Linked DNA regions of Homo sapiens: region 2 is linked to region 1. Evidence: chromatin loops called from intact Hi-C (ENCODE). Cell type or tissue: HepG2. All regions are shown on one strand. Links, peaks and the distances in the headings refer to the core of each region. The heading gives the core; the rest is flanking DNA. Region 1 overlaps LOC124902283 (a long non-coding RNA gene). Region 2 overlaps LINC01503 (long intergenic non-protein coding RNA 1503).

Region 1 (2,909 bases), core at 410-2,909:
CTATGGTTAGCTGGGAAGTGGTAAAGCCAAGACTTGAACCCAACCCTGAGAGGGCTCGGTCCAGAACCTACATTCAAAGCCTCGGGGCTGAGCTGCTGCACATAGCAGGTGCTGTACGCAGGATTTTCAGGTGGACCATGAGCAAATGAGTAAATGGCCCTATGTGCTTTCCGAGGGAGGATCTAACCTGGAAGAACTGATTGTTTCTGGGCCCTAAATGTCACCTGGTTTCCCTGGTAGGAGCTTACTTCTAGCTTCTATGCCCAGGATTCAAAGCTAACCACGGGGCTGGGCAAGGTGGCTCATGCCTGTAGTCCGAGCACTTTGGGAGGCCAAGCCAGATTGCTTGAGTTCAAGACCAGCCTGAGCAACATACTTGAGACCCTGTCTTTTTTTTTTGAGACAGAGTTTCACTCTTGTTGCCCAGGGTGGAGTGCAGAGGTGCGATCTCGGCTGCAACCTCAGCCTCCAGGGTTCAAGCGATTATCCTGCCTCAGCCTCTCAAGTAGCTGGGATTACAGGCGCCCGCCACCATGCCCAGCTAATTTTTGTATTTTTAGTAGAGACGGGGTTTCACCATGTTGGTCAGGCTGGCTCGAACTCCTGACGTCAGGTGATCCACCCGCCTCAGCCTCTCAAAGTGCTGGGATTACAGGCATGAACCACCACGCCCGGCTGAGACCGTCTTCACAAAAAATTTTTTTCAGTTAACTAGGTAATTTATTTATTTATTTATTTATTTTATTTTTTGTTTTGGAGACAGGGTCCCGCTCTGTCACCCAGGCTGGAGTGCAGTGGGGCAATCTCGACCCACTGCAACCTCTGCCTCCCAAGTTCAAGCAATTCTTGTGTCTCAGCCTCTCTAGCAGCTGAGATTACAGGCATGTGCCACCATGCCCAGCTAATTTTTGTATTTTCAGTAGAGACGGGGTTGGCCAGGCTGGTCTTGAACTCCTGACCTCAAGTGATCCACCCGCCTCAGCCTCCCAAAGTGTTGGGATTACAGGTGTGAGCCACTGTGCCCGGCCATAGCCAGGTAATTTAATAGCAAGGTGGCACACACCTATAGTCCCACCTACTCAGGAGGCTGAGTGGAGGATTGCTTGAGCCCAGGATTTGAGCCTGCAGAGAGCCATGATTGCACCACTGCACTGCAGCCTGGGTAACAGAGTGAGACCCTGCTCTCAAAAAATAAAAATTAAAAAATTAAAAAATAAATAATAAAAACCAAAGATAGCCATGGTGACAATGTCTTGTGGTTTATAAAATGCTGATTCATGTCCACTGTCACCTTTGATCTTAACCTCTTCCCATGAGTCAGCAGGGGAGGCCCTGTTCTCATCCCCGTTTTATAGGAGAGAAAATTGCGGGTCACGTTGCCTGGTGCACAGTGACCGTTCCGCACACGGTGGGTCTTCTTGTTCCTTTGAATAGTGCTTTCTTAGTATTATGCTACTACTAACAATTTTTAAAAAAAAATTGGAGGAATGAGATGTGGGAACGCAGAAGAAGTCCACGTGGAGGACTCAGGAGAGCAGCAGCTGCTGGACTTGGCGTTGACCTTGAGGTATCTCTTCCCTTCTCCGATGCCTGTTTTCCTGGTATAGAATGAGGAAGTTGAACAAGATGGTCCTCTCTCCCCATCCCCATTCTGGGATCTTCTGCTTTGTGTCCCTGGGGTTGGGAGGGGCCAGGGTCCCCGGCCATCGGCCAGCGAGGTCAGAAGCAGCTCCTAGCTGGTGGGCAGTGTGCCTCTCCTGGGCCCTCTGCCGGCATCTCCCAGCTCCCTTCCTGAGCCTGCCTCTGAGATGAGACCTGGCATAAAGATGGGGACAGCATCAAGGACCCGGACAGCATCAAGGACCCTCAGTCTTTGCTGAGGATGAGCTGCAGAGACAGGTGATAAGCGACCTCAGGCCCTCCACAGGCTGCGGTTTCCAGAGGCACTGGGGGATGTGAGGTGGAAGCAGAGGCCTGCCTTCCTGTGCCCTGGGGCTTGGCATGTCAGCCCTCTGAGCCTCAGTGTCCTCATCTCTAAAACAAGAGTGATAGCACAAATAAACACCCTTCTCATAGGACTGCCATGTCAATTACACACATTTATACACATAAGCACTTAGAATATAGCCTTTCTTTCCTTTTTCCTCTCCCTCTCCTTTCCTTCCTTTCTTTGTTGTTTTTGTTTTTGTTGTTGTTGTTTTTGAGACAGCTTCTGGCTCTGTCACCCAGGCTGGAGTGCAGTGGCATGATCTCAGCTCACTGAAACCTCCGCGTCTCACGTTCAAGCGATTCTCATGCCTCATCCTCTCGAATAGCTGAGATTATAGGCACGTGCCACCACACTCGGCTAATTTTTATATTTTTAGTAGAGATGGGGTTTCACCATGTTGACCAGGCTGGTCTCAAACTCCTGACCTCAAGTGATCCACCCACCTCGGCCTCCCAAAGTGCTGGAATGACAGGCGTGAGCCACCATGCCTGGACTAGAGTACATCCTTTCTCAGTAAGCATGCAGTTAATGCTACAGAGAGTACAGTTATTGATTACCAGTTATTAGAAATATTATTATTAATAACATTATGAAAGGTTACCAGACATTTACAAATGACTGAAAAAGAAAGAAGCGTATTTGAATTTCAAGAAACAATAGTGCGCCGGGCACGGTGGCTCAGGTCTGCAATTCCAACACTTAGGGAGGCTGAGTCAGGAGGATCGCTTGTGTTCAAGACCTGCCTGGGTAACATGGCAAGACCCCATGAGGGGTCATGAGAGTGAGGCCAGGTGTGGTGGTTCACACCTGTAATCCCGGCACTTTGGGAGGCCAAGGTGGAAGGAAGATTTGAGCCCAAGAGTTTGAGACCAGCCTGGGCAACATGGCAAAACCCTGTCTCTACAAAAAATACAAAAAT
Region 2 (2,909 bases), core at 144-2,643, 130 kb before region 1:
TCTTGCTGGGCCTCCTGCCCATGGCCCTCCTGGGGTCCGGAACCTGGCAGAGGCTGAGGTTCCGGAGAAGTTGGGCCCCCAGCCTGTTCACTGGGGCACAGGTCACGCTGTAGACGCAGCCCCACTAGCTTGTTTAGGGGTCGAGGACTCCTACAACATCCCCGGGAGGGGGGTGGCACTGGGACCCTTATTTCCTCCTGTGGAAGCAGAACCAGGTGACCCTCGCCCCCCGGCTGGCTGTGGTGCTGTGTGTCACCCGGCTGGGTCAGGCCCTGACACCGAGCAGGGTTCACTGTGGCTCTTGAAGACCTTGTTGTTGGGGCTGAAACGCATCTGCACCTCCACCTGGGTCCTCCGTCCCTCAGGGTGGGTGTTTATTCCCAAGCAAGGGGTCACCCAGAGAGCAGCCCAAAACCTCCCTTGAGTCCTGAGGAAGGGGCAGCCAGAGGCTGGGCTGGGAGGAGGCGTGGCAGGCGTTGGGAGCAGCTGCTCCAAGTGCAGTGACCATATTTTTCTGAGCTGAAAAATGAGGACACAGGATGTAGCTGAGGGCTTTCTCAGGTTGGTTCACTTAATGAAGGGGAAAAAACCTTCCAAAGGTATGAAAGTTAAAGCTTATTTAGTTATGTGGGGAATAGCTTGTTTTTGTGGAAGGAACCTGAGTTTCCAAAATCAGGGGTTTTCTGGAAAGGAATAATTCCATTTGGCTAATATTTGGGGGGCACCTGGACCAACCTTGTCTTTAGTGGGAAGCAAAGCAGGCATGATCCTGGCCTCACAGAGTGACGTAGGGAGACGGACAGTATTCCAATAATTTCATGGTTCAGAGGTCTTTTAGGAGGTAACTGATGAAGAGGGAGCGCAGGATGGGGTGGGGAAAGCACATTCCAGGCAGGGAACAGCATATGCAAAGGCCCTGTGGCTGGAGGGAGAGCTTCGCGTTTGAGGGACAGGAGGGCAGCCCCGAATGTGACGAGCGAGAGGGAGAGGAGGATGGAGATGTGGGCAGGGGTCAGTCTGGGCGGTGGCCAGCAGCCATGAGAGTGTGATGGGCTGTCTCTGGCAGGCAGTGGGGGAGCCATGGATGGTTGGACACAGGCGTGACCTGGTCATCCTGGTGGATGTTGATGGTGATGAGGAGAAGGATGGGGTTGAGAATCGTAGGAGGTACTGAGTTCTTACCGCGTGCCAAGCACCATTTCACAGATCGAAGTGAGGGCTGGGGAGGGGAAGTGACTTATCCAGGTCACACCACTGGCAAATGGCAGAAATGGGACTCAGACCGCATCTGTCTGGCCACACAGTCCGCACGCTCGTCCTGCATGTCCTGTACACACTGTACACAGAGCTGCCCTTTGTCTGGATGCGGAAGCCAAGGGACATGCAGACGACCCTGTCACCTGCCTCCCTGTGGTGCTGACTCCTCTCTGCTCTGAGTTCCAGGCTGGGTGGGGACTGCAGGTCACAGGATTGGCCGGAGCTGGAAAAGCCCAGCTCAGTTCCTGCTGAGGCCCAGCAGGGGAAGGAGAGGTTGCAACATCGGCGGAGGCTGAGGTTCCGGAGAAGTTGGGCCCCCAGCCTGTTCACTGGGGCACAGGTCACACTGCAGACGCAGCCCCACTAGCTTGTTTGGGGCTCGAGGACTCCCACAACATCCCCGGGAGGGGGGTGGCACCGGGACCCTCATTTCCTCCTGTGGAAGCAGAACCAGGTGACTGCACTGCTGTAGACCCACCAGCGGCATTGAAAAAACCCTCACCAGGCTGGGCGAGGTGGCTCATGACTGTAACTCCAGCACTTTGGGAGGCCAAGGCAGGCAGATCAATTGAGGTCAGGAGTTCAAGACCAGCCTGGTCAACAAGGTGAAATCCCATCTCTACCCAAAATACAAAAACTAGTCCGGTGTGGTGGTATGCACCCGTAATCCCACTACTCAGGAGGCTGAGGCAGGAGAATCGCTTGAACCCGGGAGGCGGAGGTTGCAGTGAACCGAGATTGCGCCACTGCACTGCAGCCTGGGCGACAGAGTAAGACTCTGTCTCAAAAAAAAAAAAAAAAAAAAAAGAAAGAAAAGAAAAAAGAAAAAGCCCTTATCCCCTCCTTAATCATTAGGGAAATGCAGATGAAAACCCGGATGAGACGTCACCTCCCACCCATTAGGATGGCTACTATCAGGAACCAGAAAGAACAAGGGCTGGTGGGGAGGAGGTGGAGAAATTGGAACTCTCAAGCATTGCTGGTAGGAATGAAAATGGTGCAGCCGCTGTGGAAAACAGCATGGCAGTTCCTCAAAAAAAGTAAAAATAGAATTACCATATGATCTAGCATTTCCACTTCTGGGTATGTACCCAAACGCGTTGAAAGCAAGGCCTCGAAGACATATTCATGCTCCCATCTTCATAGCAACATCACTCACAATAGCCAGAAGGTGGAAGCAACTCAAGTGTCCTTGAATGCAGGAATAAACAAAATTTGATACATACGTACAATGGAATATTATTTAGCCATAAAAAGGAAATTCTGACACACGCTATAACATGGATGAACCTTGAAGACATTACGCTAAGTAAAATAGCCTGTCACAAAAGGACAAATACAATAGGATTCCACTTATGTGAGGCTCTAAAGAAGTCACATTCATAGAGACAGAGAGTGGAATGGTGATGGCCAGGGAGAAGGAGGAGTTAGTATTTCACGGGTACAGAGTTTAAGTTTTACAGGATGAAAAGAGTTCTGTGGGTGGATGGTGGTGACCGTTGCACAATAGCATGAATGTACTTAACACTACAGAACTACACACTTAAAAATGGTTAAGATGGCACATTTTATGTGTATTTTAAAAAATTTTTATTCTCAGTTCTCTTATGTTATTGACAGCTGGCTTTCTTTTAAGTTTTTTTTCTTTTTTC

The links. Hi-C counts contacts between places; a loop is a spot of excess contacts. Peaks named below come from ENCODE experiments on the same cell type or tissue, not always from the same donor. Only the 100,000 strongest peaks of a DNase experiment are listed, where the experiment ranks them.
Region 2: a loop joins it to region 1, with 5 times the contacts of the local background. A loop is called at or near these places in 36 of 110 quality-filtered maps.

The regions. Positions count from the first base shown.
Region 1 is chr9:129,475,593-129,478,501 of GRCh38, forward strand. LOC124902283 (a long non-coding RNA gene) reads right to left here. Exons shown (of 2, transcript XR_007061814.1): 2 at 1,244-2,034. Among named protein-coding and RNA genes, the nearest start is that of LINC00963, 12 kb to the right of the region's middle. In HepG2, for the core only: a CTCF peak has its summit at 1,747 (motif pointing left); a DNase peak (open chromatin) is centred at 1,309; H3K4me3 peaks cover 641 bases.
Region 2 is chr9:129,342,587-129,345,495 of GRCh38, forward strand. The region is part of intron 3 of LINC01503 (long intergenic non-protein coding RNA 1503); the gene reads left to right. Among named protein-coding and RNA genes, the nearest start is that of LINC01503, 7.1 kb to the left of the region's middle. In HepG2, for the core only: a CTCF peak has its summit at 1,503; a DNase peak (open chromatin) is centred at 1,405.